Linked DNA regions of Homo sapiens: all the other regions are linked to region 1. Evidence: chromatin contacts called from ENCODE Hi-C or POLR2A ChIA-PET data. All regions are on one chromosome and are shown on one strand. Each heading gives the region's core, a stretch centred on a gene start or an enhancer-like site at or near the end of the contact. The rest is flanking DNA. Distances are from core to core; before and after follow the strand shown.

Region 1 (2,869 bases), core at 153-2,652:
AATAAAAAATTAAAAAAAAATCAGACCCCCAAAATATTCAGAGTAGTACTTGTGGGAGTCATTGAGCAAGTAACATGGGAAGAGAGGAGGCTGCTTCCACCAGTGGTTTTGGAGGTGGAGCAGATGCTGATGATAATGAAGTCCCAGATGGGAAACGGGGATGGGTGCCGAGGAAAGCTCAAGGACCCTGCAGATGAGGACTCAGACCCACGATACTGGATGAGGCATCCATGTCACCATGGGAGTCAACCAGGGTAGTGGCCTCAGCTGAGGCAGGGGAAAAGCTGGGATCCAAGAGCTCTAGTCTTCTCTTGATAAGCAAGAGAGACCAGGAGGTGAGAGATGGCAGAGGATGAGAGAGGTGATATCAGTGACCAGAAAGAGCCCCTAAAAAGTAACTTCCTTTTCTTTCTGTTAGTTTTAATATAAAATTTCGCTTTAATATTTTTAGACAATTCTTTTTTAAAAAAGTATTTATATCCAAAGGTTCTTACCACACCAACCACAGCCCCAATCTTTTTGCCCTAACCTCAGAATCAGTTAGTTGTCTCCTTTAAAACCTTTCTCTCTCTCACACACCCACACACACACACACGCAAACACACAGGAGAGAGAGAGAGGGAATATATAGTATTGTTTTTGGAGTATGAGTGTGTGCTTCAGAATAAATGGTTTCATACTCTATAAAAAATGAGATTCAAATTTTATAATCCATCAAGTTTTATTGGAACACAGCCATGCTGGATTGCTTGTGCATTGTTTATGGCCGCCTTTGCACTGCCATAAGTCTCCACGGTCACAATATCCACTCACTACCACTTATTGTTGTCTTTCAACAGCGGCATATAAAATCTGTAACACAGTTCATCTCACACCTAATAAAACAGACTCACACAGGCATAAATTTAGAAAACATCCCATGAACATAAACAGGTCCACGCAGGGTCCCAGACACCGAATCGAACTAAGAAACTCCCTCACAGCAAGACACACCCATCTGTTCAATTGCCAGACACTGTTCCAGGCGCTCATACCCAGGTAAACTGGTAGTGTCGCGCAGGTCATTTCCAGCGAACTTACCCCGGATTCCCTTGCTCGCTCACGTCTAAGTCCCCAGACACCCCAGTCCCATCTTCGCCTGTTCTAGACTCCAGAATGCGTTCCTTAGCGAAAGCTGAGAACCTTTTAATTCGCTCTCAGTCAACACCAAAGACCCTCAAGCAAAAGCAAGAGCTCCCGGGCGTCTTCGAAAAAAGCGCCTTTGACAGGTGAAGCCAAGTTGCATGCTGGGAGCATCCCTGCTGTCCAGGTTTCAACTTCCGGAGACTCTGCCGCTGTGGACTACATTTCCCAGAAGTCTCCGGGGCACAGGCCTTTTAGGGGCGGGGCGAGCTTGCCTGCCAGAAGCTCCTCTCCCAGCCTGCGAGCATTTCCAGGCTCTTGTTTCCCATCAGCCTCTGGGTCCAAACTAACCACAGGTCTCTGGGTCCTTTTCCGGTGTCCTTAAGGTTCTTGGACTCTGCATGGTGAGTTGGTCGTGTCTGTAGAAGTAATCAGCCCGGGTGAAGCTGGGAGGGCTCGGCTGGCTTTACTGGGGCCCGACTGGAACCGGCAGTGAGGGTGGGGGTGGCATCGGGGGTGCTGGAGGTGGGGAGGGCTGGGTCACGGACAGAGCGTGTCGTGTCCGGATCCTCAAGCCTGTGTGCACGCGAGCAGCCGAGGGACAGTGTGTCTCAGACGGCGTGGCAGGGACGGGGCGTGTCCCCACGGAGGTGGGTGCAGTTGTGAATGTGTGACGGGCTGACAGGGTGCGTGGCCGTATTTGTAAATGTGATTTGCTTTGACCAAATGCTCTAGGTTCCCTTTAGCCTGTCTTCGGGCCTGCCACAATTAAATGACCGCAAGAAAGAAGTCTATGCTAAGCCCCATAATGAACGTTTCAAGCAAGAAGGATGAGAATTTTAGATCTGGAAGTGTCCGCGGGACAGGATCTTGTCAAGACCTGATGGGGAAGTTCTAGAGGTGGGATTCCTAGAAGAGGGGCCTCTAGGAGCTCTTTGGTGGTGAGCTACATGTTTCAGAGCCATTGCAAGCAGACCTCTGTCCCCAAGAATTGCCCTCAACACAGAGACAGACTCTAGCCTCCCTTTTCATTCCGTTTGGTTTTGTGTGGATGAAGGCAGAAGTGGCCCCAGAGGGTGTTTTGCTCTTCTTTTTCTTTTTTAATTAAGTCTGTGACGCGCTAGAAATGCTGATGTCTCATGTTACTGTTTTTTCCCCCAGTGCTGCCAGGTTGCCAGATTTCTAAGAAGGAGTTTGAAGAGGAGAAAAGGATTTTTGCATGTTTAGAAATCAAGGTTCAGGTGAGGTTTTTTATACATACTTTTTAAATACATACACATACAATTACCTTTGCTTCTAGGTCATGAGAACATTTTCTTTCCTTGGCCTGAAATATCTTGACTGGGTTTTCCCAGTTACATGACCCGCCATGCTGGTACATATTTCCTCCCAGTGGCCCCCTATTGTTCTTCTCCACAATTCTTACCCACCTGTTCATATGGCAAATTGTTCAAATACTTCAGTGCATTATGATGCACTGAAGAGTTATAGAAAGGCACCTCTTGTAGATTGCTATTAGAGCATTATTTTATACTATGATTATTTGAAGAGATTAGTAATTAGGTGGTGTTATATAAACATTATTTTTTATCTTTTCTGTAGTCATAATTAAAATTTTTTTTTAACTTTTTTTAGAGACAAGGTCTCACTCTGTTGCCCAGGCTGAGTGCAGTAGTATAGTCATAGCTCAGTGCAACCTTGAAGTCCTGGGCTCAGGTGTTCCTCTGGCCTTGGCGTCCCAAAGTGC
Region 2 (2,869 bases), core at 260-2,759, 7.3 Mb before region 1:
TGTTTGTTGAATCCGTGGAAGCAGAGCCTACAGACACAGAGGGCTGACTGTTCATTCACTGATTCAGCAAACATATACATTTATGATTATGTGTGCTGAGAAACCTTGGTTTACAATTTGTAATGGGATATAACAAATCAAAGGATCAAACTTACTTAGAAGCCTTCTCTAAGATGTAAGTGCCTTAGAACCTGGCTAGACAGTGCTATAAATTGCTGAAACAGGTACAGAGGGGAAATAGATGGAGGCAGACTGCAGGAAGAAGGAGCCCTTTAGACATAAAGAGCTTGAAGTTCCCTGTAACTTCCAGGTGGACTGCACATTGGGCAATTAGATAATATGGATTAGGAGCTCAGGACAAGCCTCCAGCAGAAACAGACATTTATTAGTCATCTGTATTAGATGAAGCCATGGATGGCAGTGTAATGTTGTTGCTGATAGGAGTACTTAGATGATCAAGGCCAGAAACTTAGAAACACCAATAGTTAGGGGAAAAGCAGAAACTAAGTCCTGTCTTCTTTGTATCTTTTACTTTTTCTGTATATTTCAAAACTATTAACCCTGTTACTTTTTTATTTTATTGAAAAATATGTTAAGAATAAGTGTGACAAGATACTTGAATATGTTGATATGTTAAGAATAAGTGTGACAAGATACTTGAAGATAGGATACTTCTATCTTTGTATACACAAGAAAAGAATTTCCCCTATATTTACAAAAGGCTGGGGAAACCCTGATTAAATTAGGAGTGAGATTGCTGCCCTCACTGACGAACTAGGGAGTTTCTTGACCTCTGCGCTAAAGGCAGGACAAGTAGCTTCCAAATTCTGTGCCGTCTGCGCTATTGGAAACTACCTCTTAAAGATATTCCTTAGTTCAGGGTTTCTCCAAGCAACTGCACCAAAGTTTCTCCAAAGTATTAAGAAAAGTCAATGCCTACTGGGTGTACAGGCACCCAGTAACAAGTTTTTCCGAAATCTTGCCTCTTTAAAAAAATAATGGAAAGGTAATGCTGATTTTGTTTTCTACTCCACAATAGGTCTGCTTTTATATAAAAAATCACCTTTAAAATTACTTATCCGCTCAATTCCTTAGCCTTTTCCGTTTCCTATTTTCCAGAAAACGCATCTTTATTATTTTAGAAATGAGAAAAGTGAGGCTTAGAGGTTACTACCTCACAAAGCCATCCGTCCATCCTCACAAACTTGGAACCAGTTTCTCACTAACTCTGCACCCTCAACACCCCCTCACACTCTCGGTCACCCACCCGCGAACCCACCCGAACTGTACCCCTGCCCCCAGCCACACAAGCTCGGATCACCGCACATCATAGAAGGCGATTCCTCCCCTCCATACTCCCAGCCCCGTCGCAGGCACTGCAAATCCTCCCCTCCAGCGTCCCTGGCCCGTTTCAGTGTCCAGAAACCCAAGTCCCACAGGGCCGAAACCCAACTCACCGGCAGACAAAGACGACCATGGCAAGTCGGAGATTCCGCGCCTGCGCACTCCTTCCGCGGGCAGCGCTCCCAGAGGTCTCCTGGGCTGGGCCAGGCCCCGACTCAGAACCGGACGGAATCGAGAGATCTTGGCCCGTCCTCCGTGCCACTCTTTTGAGGGTAGACTACATTTCCCAGAAGGTTCAGCGGTTTGAGTCAGCTTTTCGCGCGAACTTTTCCTCCGCCAGAGCTTGTGGGACTGTCTCCCTGGCCGGGGCAGGGGTGTAAGGCCTTAGTCTTAGTTTACTCTATCCCTGGGATTGGGTAGTGGTGTAACATCAGCTTAAACACGCTGTGCTGACTTTATGTAACAGCCACGGTGCGATACTAAGCCAGGAACCCCAGGAGACTCTCAGACACGGTTCGGGAATGAGGGTAATCCCTTTGGCTGGGCTCAAGCCGGGCGCCATCTTGCTCATCGCGGGCGTGGCGCTGAACTACATTTCCCAGAAGGCGCCGCGCCCTCGGCCCCTCCCCTCGCGACTCCCGCGGCTCGGGGGAGAGCTGCACGCGACCCAGGTGCTGGCCTCTGAGCGGGTCGGCTCGGAGACTACAGGATCAGGAGGAGGTTGGAGGTGAAGCGTCTGGAATCCGGTGCGGAGGTTGAGACTGAGTATTAAGTCTGTTCAGGCGGAACGCGCCGAGAAGGGCGGTTGTGAAATTGTGTTTTTGTGAATGTATGTCCTAGCACAGTGTGTGTGTGATTGTGATTGTGTGTGACACCTTGTGTACGGATGTGGGGAGGACTCTGCGGGTGTCCCGTGAGTCCCTGTGTTAGGACTGTTATTGTGTGACTGTGTAACGCTGTGTGAGGGTGTGGGTTAGCTGTGACTGTGTGCCCGCGGTGGGTGTGTGATTGTAACTCTGTGACCATATGTTCGTTTGTGTGCAGATATAGGGAGCTTTGTACTTATGTAGTTGTGACTCTGTGTCCTTGTGTGGGAGTATGGAGGGTGGGTGCTTGTGACTTTGTGTACAGTGGTGGGTGTGTGACTGTGAAGCATTGGGTGTGCGTGGAGTTGAGACTGTGTTTGTGTGTCTTTGACCAAATGTCACACATAGTCATATGTGAGAGCAGAAGACAGCTCGGCCCCGTGATAGTAAAGGGGATTTTTCTATGACACTGAGTTTTGAGTTGGAAGCCCCAGTTTCCTCTGATAGCCCTCCCATGGCGGGGGAGGGGAACGCAGAGTAAGCTCTGGCCTTGTCATTTGGGCCCTAGGGGAGGTGTATTGTCTCCCTTCTCATTTCTGTCCTCCAAGAGAGGTTCCCCAGAGGAGAGGAAATAACGGTTGTGATATCTAAAAGCCATGTTTAAGGTGCCTTGAAGTTTTCTCTTTGTTCCTGAAATGCTTTATTTTTCCAGGACCTGA
Region 3 (2,869 bases), core at 156-2,655, 7.0 Mb before region 1:
CACTATTTATCTTCCCCATATGCATCTATTATGACGGGTTTCTTTTTTAAACTACTTGGAGTACTCATAACTGATTTTGTACTCTAGTTCAGAAGAAATGTCTGAATGTTAAATGTTTACATAAAAAATGCTATTTTATTATATCAGTAATGGAGCTTCCCCCCTTTAAAACTGCTGCACCAGGAAGATACAACCTTGTTATCACAATTTAAAGAGAAAATGAGACTTGGAGGTTCAGATTCCTCCACAGTCATAGTATCAGCTACCCACGCAGTGACCCACATTCAGGTGATTACACACACTCATACACAGATCCATACACGATCTTGCCCCCCCCACCTCCACACACTCAATATGACCTCCCCACGCCCAAAGCTGCACACATCTTGACCTCACTTCTCTCACACACACACCAATCTGACCCGCACGCGGTTTCTTTCACTCAACTACCCAGACACCCCTCATCCCACCAGCACAAGCAGGCCCACCGCGGTCTCACACACACTCGAGCCTTCCTTTGCCCAGTCTCACATGCATGACTGGGATCGCGGATTTGTCCCCTTCCGACTCCCCATGCTGGTTCGGTCCCAGACGCTCAGGTGCCACATTGGGGTGCGCTCTCCCGGCTCCTCCACACGCTACGCAGCTGCCCGCCTCAAGAGCGTCTGCGTGCTTCCAGCGTTAAGTGGAATTCCAAGCAGCCTCCGGGGCACAGTTAGTCTGGTCACTGCGGCCAGACTGCCGCCTCAGGACCCAGAGAACGCAGCACACTTTAGTTGGGCCCATCTATCCCCGGCGAGGCTTGGACTACGTTTCCCAGGAGACCCTGCGGTCCAGTATGTCTCCCGAGGAGGGGCGGAAGCCCGGGAGCCGCCCTCTGAGGCTGGGCGGGGTGAAAGAAAGCTTGCCCCAGAGGACTTAAACAGGCAAGAAGGACTTGGTTAAAGACTATTGCAATAGTCAACTTCCAATACAACAGCAGCTGGAGATTTATAGCTAACGGGCTGGGTGAAGGAGTTAAAGGATGCTAAATTACTAAGAGGAAGTTAAGTATCAAGAGTGGGGGGATTGTTACTAAACTGGCTTAGCTGGATTCTTGCTGAAGTGCTGTTCGCAGGCTATGGAGGAGGCCTGGCCAAGCAAAAAGGGCTCAGAGGAGCCTGACTAAAGCTTGGTCTAGGGACTCCTTGTCAGGTGAGACTCCCGGAAGGCTCCGATGGGCAGCTCACCTCAAAGAGATAGTTTTGTTGGTGCCAGAGTCCGCGCCAGGGGAATCGGGATGGCTGGGCTGTAGCTTTCGGCAACCTGTCGCTTTCTGGACTACACTTCCCAGAAGCCTCTAGGCCCAGGGCACTCTCCCGCGATAACTAGATTGTCTCTTGAGGAGTGGGCGGGATCTTCCCGCGGATTTGGGCAAGCGGCCTTGGGGCTTTGTGAGATAGCTAGGGTCGACTTGTGTGGATTCTAGTAGAACGGAGCTGACCCTATCCGAACAGGCGTAAGTGAGGCGGCTCGGAGCCTGGCGCGACAGGAACTCCCGACCTGTGTGGGCTGCGTGGGGAACAGGCTAAGGAGCGATTGTGAGGAGTGTGTACGGTTGTGACTGGGGGCGTGTGTCTGTGCGACCGTGTATGGAACTGTGAGGGCGGGGAGGAGGACTTTTTGTTTATGTTTGTGCGGGTGTGAGTAGAGTTTAATTGTGACCGGGTTGGGCACTGTGTTTGCGAGTGTGAGGTTCCTGGACCGCGGTTGTGACTGTATGTCCCCTTGGGGTGTGTGTGTGTGTGTTTACTACCATTTGCCGAACTGTGTGTAGTATGCCTTAATTTTGAGGTTTGTGGCTGCTTCCGTGTGTGTGTGTGCGCGCGCGTTGGTGATATTGTTGATGGAGGGTGCGTGTGAATTTGTTGTCATTGTGACCCCAAGGTGTATGTCACTGGGAATTTGAGAGATGCCCACGGACTCTGTGGTTGTGTCCGTGTCTACCCCCGTGGTGTGTATGAGTGTGTGATTGTGTGTTGTGTTTAGGTTTGGGGTGCCTGTGACGTTTATGTCCCTGCGGTGTGAGTGAGTTTGTGTGACTATGTGTCCGTATAGCCAATGTAGGTATGGGGAGTCTTTGTCTTTGTGACTTCAGCCATTGGAGACCCCTGTGAGCTCAGGGACAGGTTCTGCCCAGAACGGCATTGACCCTACCGTTGTCTGTGATGCCCGGATTAAGCAGGATGCCCTAGACTTCTCTGACCTTCCTCTGTAGGTGATGGGCAGTAGGGGCTGAGCAAAGATAACTTCTGACATAGTCAAACCAACTCCCTCTCAGAAGAACCTGATGTTTCCTGACTGCTTTCTCCTTCCTCAGCCCTGCCCTGCTTGGATAGAGGCCTCCGAACAGGAGTAAAGAATGGCTGTTGAACATCCACAAGGCACCTGCAAGGTAGCTTGTCCTGTCCTCTTGTTTAAGAAAAATCCCTTTTTCTTTGTCAGGACATAGTTGCTTTCCTTCTCTTGAAAATTCTTGCCTATGAGATGACCTGATCCCTGGAGTTTCCATTTTGAGAAAATGTGGTGTCTTCAAACCCCACCTCCCACACCTGATTTTCCCTTACTGATTTGTCAGATGGTTTTAATTTTTCTTTTTCTTTTTTTTTTCTTTCTTTCTTTTTTTTTTTTTTTTTTTGAGACAGAATTACAGGCGTGAGCTGCTGTGCCCGGCCTTATCCTTCTACTCTTGATGGACATTTGTCTTGTAATTTTTGGCTACTACAGGCAGTGTGACTATGATCATTTTGTGCGCATATTTTGGTACACATTTGCTTGCATTTCTTTAGAATATATACCTAGTGATTAAATTGCTGATAGTGGCTGGATG
Region 4 (2,869 bases), core at 158-2,657, 6.7 Mb before region 1:
AAAAATCAGATACTTTTGATTAGATGATATTTCCTAACTTTATGTTAAAATATACCACAAAAAAAAGTAGGACAAAAGATATGAAAATTCACAGAAAAGGAAACAAATGGCAATTAACCAAATAAGATGCCAACTTTAGTAACTGGAAAATGCATTGGAGCAATTAGATATAATTTTCCCTCAAAATTTTAAAAACTTTTAAAATGCAACAATATCCACTGCTGGAAAAGCATCTGGGAAAATGAGTTATTTTATAAATTGTTGGTATAAGCTTGAATTGTTATATTTTGAGCTACTTAGTCATATCTATAAAGTATTAAAAATGCACATATGCCGGGCGCAGTGGCTCACGCCTGTAATCCCAGCACTCTGGGAGGCGGAGGCAGGTAGATCACCTGAGGTCAGGAGTTTGAGACCAGCCTGGCCAACATGGTGAATCCCCGTCTCTACTAAAAAATACAAAAAATTAGCTGGGCGTGGTGGCGGGTGCCTCTAATCCCAGCTACTCTGGAGGCTGAGGCAGGAGAATCCGTTGAACCCACTAGGCAGAGGTTGCAGTGAGCTGAGATCGCGCCACTGCACTCCAACTTGGGTGACAGAGCGAGACTCCATCTCAAAAAAAAAAAAAGTGCACATAGTTATTCCTAATAATTTCACATATATAAAGCAGAAAAAGAAGGACAAATGGACAAATAACCTTTCCAGAGTTGAGTACTTTACCTTCCTCTGTAATTAAGCAGACAAAATAATCTGTGAGGAGACAGATATATTTTTTGAATATATGCTTAATTAATATCTATAACAATACAATTAGAGAACATAGTACACTGTTTCTATGTAATAGATGTGACATTCATGAAAACTGACCACGAACTAGGTCATAAAGCAATTTTTCAATTTGACCATTAAACAGACATTACTTTAAAAAGGAACTTCTAAATAACTCATGGATCAAAGAAAAAACCACTTAGATTTGAACAATTTTTAATACAAAGATTCACCAAAACTTGAGAATTTTTATATTAAAGAAGACTGAAAATTAAAAAGCTGAACTTTCAACTCAGGTTAGAAAGCAAGCTGATTACAGTCCTCACCGATCACCATAACTGACCCTACAGGCTCTGTCACTGACCACAGACTCCCATCACTGACCCCCAAACCTCAATCACTCATCCCAAAGAGCTCCATCAATGACCTGAGAAATCCGTCACAATCAACAACGGACGCCACAGAACCCCATCACCGAAGCCTGAAACCGCAATCACTAACTCCACAGGCAACCTCGACACCCCCTATTACTGGCTCCACAGAAACCCCAATCGTGATCAACCAAAATCACCTCAAAGATTTATCGGTATTGGAATATGAAAATACTCCTGACACCAGCGGCAAAAAAGCCTTGGAAGACCACTTCCACTTCCGGTCCGACTTCTAGCACCTCCCCTTTGTAGGCTGTTGATATGGCGCATGCTCTGAATAAACTTGGAAGCCAGTTTCCTCGAACAGTCAACAGGGCGCAGACACAGCGCACAGGTTCCGTAATGTGGCGCTGTCCGGCAGAGAACATGGCCGCGCCCTTATGGTGTTTATTCGCGTGGGCCGCCATTTTGAAAGCATATCCATTCCGTAGAGCAGAGGAATTGGCCGCTGGCAGGGTTTCCTAGAGCGAGGCAGGTATAGTTACATAGGATGCTGGAGTGTGACCCTTGTCTGACTAGGCTTCTATTTCGGAGGAGAAAGTTACTGGAAATGTGGGTCTGGTGCTGTATGTTATATTTAGAAAAGCTAAGTTACCTTTCTGAATACAGGACACTGAGGATAATAATTACCAGGGAATAGAGGAGCCAGGGAAAAATCACCAAGTGAAGGGGATCCTGGGAGAAACCACAGGCAGATGATAGGAGGAATCAGGATAGTACAGTCCATTTTTTACAGACGCCATTCAGGGAAAAGGTGGAAAGGTCACTAGGGGAGTCATCTCTTGAGTGAAACCACCCTGAAAGTCTGAGAGACATCTGAATGAGTAGTAGGCTGCAGGAAGAGTGGTACAACTTTTAATGGGAGAAACCGCCTTGGGAAATAGGGTAGAAGTCCAATAGTATTAATACAATCCTCTCCTGGGAGATACCACCAGAGGAGGGAGGAGAAGTCCGGGCGTCCCCTTCTGAAGGGCTGGGTCGGGTGGGAAGGTGAATAGAGATTTGAATCACCCATTACCCTCCACACTAAATACCTCAAGTGCAACTATAGTAGGCAGCAATAATAACAACACTAATAGTCTTTAGTATGGCCAACGTGTTACTAAAAGCACCTAAAGAAGACTGTTTTTATTTACCTTGAAGTTAAAATATAATTAATAACAATCGCCTTACCATGTCAATGAAGCTTTAAGTGCAGTCTCTGACCCTTAGCTTCTCCTCTGTGGAAATTCTGAAACCTCCTTACTCCCCTTTTTGGAGGGTGTGGATGAGGAGTTGTAAAGATACAATTCCTTTCACTTGGTGAACTCCTAAACATGATTCACAGCTCAGCTTCTGACAGGAAGTTCTACCTGAACAGTGGTGGGAAATTACTACCCAATGTGTTCAGTTCCAGCAGGTGGGAAACTTGTTTTCAGGGAATTGAACCTACACTCTGATGTGGGCATGCTGGATGCCTTCAGGCCAGTTATGTCTGTCTCTGGGACTCGGCTTAAAAATATGTTTAGAGAATTAGACTCTGCTGATCTCAGGTTTTCTTTCTTCTCCGAAAGGACGGTCTAAGGAAACATCTGTGGAAGTCCGTTAGTAAACACACAATTTCTACCAAGGGGCTAAGAATTACTGTTGATTTTGTCAGTAATGCAGCTCTGTTAAAAAGAAGATGACTT
Region 5 (2,869 bases), core at 216-2,715, 6.2 Mb before region 1:
AGCATCATCATTTTAATACCAGTAGCTAGTATGAATTAAGGACTCACTATGTGCCAGGCACTCTCCTAAGAGCTTCACAAATATTAATTCATGTAATCTTCAAAACAACACCGTAAAGTATACACTATTACAATTCTGAGGAAATTGAAGCACAGATTGCTTAAACTCGTTCAGATTTAAGTGGCAGTCAGGATTCAATTCCACTTAATCTAGGCTCGAAATTCTTAACCACTACACTACACCTCCCTCAGTCGATCCAAGATATACCCAAAATAAACTCATGCTGCCAGACCTCAAACCACATCTGGCTGGTACCAAAAACTTCCACTCATGAATTTCCTGGAAAAAAAGAAATCTCCACTCCTACCCCAGAACCATTAAACATATCTAAACCCTAAAAAACAAATAAAAACAAAGTATGAACATTAATCTCCAGCACGGGTATTTCCATATCATCAAGATCCTTAGAAAAACAGCGCTCACAGAGTAATTGAATTTGCAGCCTACAGTTAACTAACCATGTGTCTAACTATAGAACAGCATGAAGTGGGCACTAACAACGGGAAATCTATTAATTAGGTCCCCTGCCGTTAACTAGGTAGGGAAATCCTAAGGCCCAAATCAATGAATAAATAGATCATTCCTAAGCAGGATTTTAAACGGAAGGAACTCGAATGCATTTCACAGAAACAAAGCAGCAGCACGAACTCACAGGGAACCGGCTTTTAGAAGAGCAGCAGCGATTCGTTTCTCCTTCTCAAGCGCCTTCTCTGGAAACTGGCAGGGCTGGGGAAGCAGGCAGAGTTCAGGACACCCCAGGCTTTTCTTGACTCGATTGGAACCCACCCTCCACGCTTCCCTGGCCCCAACTAACCGCCACCTGCATGCACAAATGGAAACGACAGGGCAGAGGGTCAGCAGTCACCCGCGTCTGGGTTCGCAGCTCCGGGTACGCTGTAGTTCCGCACCCGGTTGCCCACGCCCGGGACCACCCACTGTGTCTTTTCGGAACTGTCCAGCGTGTCCTCCTAGACCCCAGACACCCACCCCAAATCTAGGTCCCAGCGTTTTGCAGGGGACCTTCATCCTGGGGCGTTCACCTCTGACTTCCCTCTTGGGCCTTTTCGCTACGGCCGAGCCTAAGTGGCTGAAGCGCGGACGAGGATGCGCGGGGCCTCGGTCTCCAACTGCACCACAGGCCGCACCCACGAACCTGGTCCGGCACAGTTACTACCGCCCGGGCCTCCAGGCCTCAGGGCTGCAGAAGCTCAGTCCCGGGAAAAAAAGCACACCGGCCTGAGGCTCCACAGGAACCTTTTCTCCACCTTGGCCCGGCCTGCAAAACCTGGCCCACTCCGCGCTCTTTTCCCTCAGAAAAGCAGCGGCCACAGTGGCGCCCGGCTCCCAGCCCCAGCCTCACCCGACTCAGAGGATAGCCCAGCCCTGGGAGTCAGCGGCGCCAGAATACGGGAGAGCGCCTGTCTCCGTCGCGAATGCGCTAGCGCGCGGGGGGGCGGAGGCAAGTCCCGCAGCTGCTCCGGGCCGGGAGGGGCGCGTGGGGCCGGGTCTCGGCGGGGATAGTCGGGCCGGGGAGACGGAGCCAGAGGGGCCGCAGTGTCCCTCGCCTCAGGCCTCTACCTGTAATGGCCGCCCCGTGACTGACCAGTGCCATTAAAGATAATCCAGGCCTGCTCCCCTGTGGACACTGCGGTCCAAAATTTAAAAAAACAATATTCCGCCTTTTTATTTTTCATTTGGTTCTCGGCTCGGAGACAGGCGGAGGCTGCGAGCCCCGCCCCGCCCCCAGCGACGCCTCACCGGAACCTTTGGAAATCGGCTTCTGCCTCGAGTGCGCAAGCGCGCGGGGGGCGAACGCTGGGGCCCTTCAGGGAGCAAGGGAGAAGTGTGGGGCCGCACCTGCCGAGGGGTCGGGAGGTTTGGAGGAGGGTGGAGGTTGGCTACAGGATCCCGATGGGGATGGAGTGTTCAAATCTAGGCCTGTAGCCGTGACCCTGGCGTGAGTTGGATGGAGGAAACCCCAGTATCGCGAGCCTGGACCAAGGCGCGGCGCGTGCTGCCTGTGGTGTTTGCTGAGTGACGGCCGCCGCGCCCCCGCGTACCTGGACCGAGTGCCTGGCCGCTGGCGGAGTAGTGTTTCCGTGCACGGGGCTGCTGCGTGCGCGTGTGCCGTTCTCTAGCGGGGGATTAGGATGGTGCCGCAGAGAAGGCTGCGCGGTGGTGCCTGACTCTGACGCTGGCTGTAGCGGGTCTCTGGGGTCTTTGCGGTTTGTGTCTGCGTTTGTGACGTACCTGACATCGGATCTGTGACTGTGGCTCTGCCTCATCCAGCGTTATTTCCAGAATCCTTCTGATAGGGCAGCGCTTCTGGTTCTGGTTTTCCATGGAGACGGTTTGTGGGTCCCTATGAAACTGAGTGTTGGGATTTTGATTATCTGCATCTGGCCCTTGTGTGCCCTCAGGACTGTGGTGTTAGGCAAGTAAAATAATTGCAGGAAAAAAAATTGGAAAGGAATAAGGTTGCTATTACTTCCAAATGATGGAATTGTAGGACTGTGTCAGAAAATTGAATAGGACACCATGAAACGGGAGGGAGAGGCATTTTATTTTCTTCCATACCTGGTCTTGGAATATTCTAACAAATGAGATTTGTTTTTTCCCCTTTGTTCCTGGATGAACTCTTGGATAAATTCAATGTCTCCAAGCATTCTTGGATAGTAAGTTTCTTTGATCTTTAGTTGAAAGATCAGCCTCATTTTCGTAGCTAAAAATACCTTTAGTAATAAAAATGTTCATTGTAATACTTCATTTAAAATATTTAAAACTTTCTTCTTTCTCCTTGATCTCTTCC

What was found. Hi-C counts contacts between places; a loop is a spot of excess contacts on that map. ChIA-PET counts read pairs that join two places held with the same protein, here RNA polymerase II (POLR2A). Pooled maps may share reads with other maps.
Region 2: a pooled map shows a loop between it and region 1 (9-fold over the local background). The contact joins the promoter of ZNF260 here to the promoter of ZNF283 in region 1. A Hi-C loop is called at or near these places in 3 of 50 pooled maps.
Region 3: a pooled map shows a loop between it and region 1 (11-fold over the local background). The contact joins the promoter of ZNF345 here to the promoter of ZNF283 in region 1. A Hi-C loop is called at or near these places in 4 of 50 pooled maps.
Region 4: a loop to region 1 is called in a pooled map, with 6 times the contacts of the local background. The contact joins the promoter of ZNF585A here to the promoter of ZNF283 in region 1. A Hi-C loop is called at or near these places in 2 of 50 pooled maps.
Region 5: a loop to region 1 is called in a pooled map, with 6 times the contacts of the local background. The contact joins the promoter of ZFP30 here to the promoter of ZNF283 in region 1. A Hi-C loop is called at or near these places in 3 of 50 pooled maps. POLR2A ChIA-PET finds 5 or more read pairs at or near these places in 2 of 52 experiments (A549 and T-cell).

The regions. Positions count from the first base shown.
Region 1 is chr19:43,825,919-43,828,787 of GRCh38, forward strand. It overlaps ZNF283 (zinc finger protein 283), which reads left to right and starts at 1,403. Exons shown (of 7, transcript NM_181845.2): 1 at 1,403-1,526; 2 at 2,284-2,363. RefSeq lists an enhancer at 1,261-1,460.
Region 2 is chr19:36,526,762-36,529,630 of GRCh38, forward strand. It overlaps ZNF260 (zinc finger protein 260), which reads right to left and starts at 1,510. Exons shown (of 3, transcript NM_001166037.2): 1 at 1,458-1,510. RefSeq lists enhancers at 807-1,517, 1,258-1,887, 1,518-2,226, 2,038-2,237.
Region 3 is chr19:36,849,471-36,852,339 of GRCh38, forward strand. ZNF345 (zinc finger protein 345) reads left to right here and starts at 1,406. Exons shown (of 3, transcript NM_001242472.2): 1 at 1,406-1,498; 2 at 2,360-2,434. It also overlaps a transcript of ZNF790 not described here. RefSeq lists an enhancer at 929-1,168.
Region 4 is chr19:37,171,288-37,174,156 of GRCh38, forward strand. ZNF585A (zinc finger protein 585A) reads right to left here and starts at 1,408. Exons shown (of 5, transcript NM_001288800.2): 1 at 1,340-1,408. RefSeq lists enhancers at 1,309-1,498, 1,340-1,634.
Region 5 is chr19:37,654,000-37,656,868 of GRCh38, forward strand. ZFP30 (ZFP30 zinc finger protein) reads right to left here and starts at 1,466. Exons shown (of 6, transcript NM_001320669.3): 1 at 1,421-1,466; 2 at 713-880. RefSeq lists a silencer at 1,422-1,611 and enhancers at 1,635-2,622, 2,022-2,071.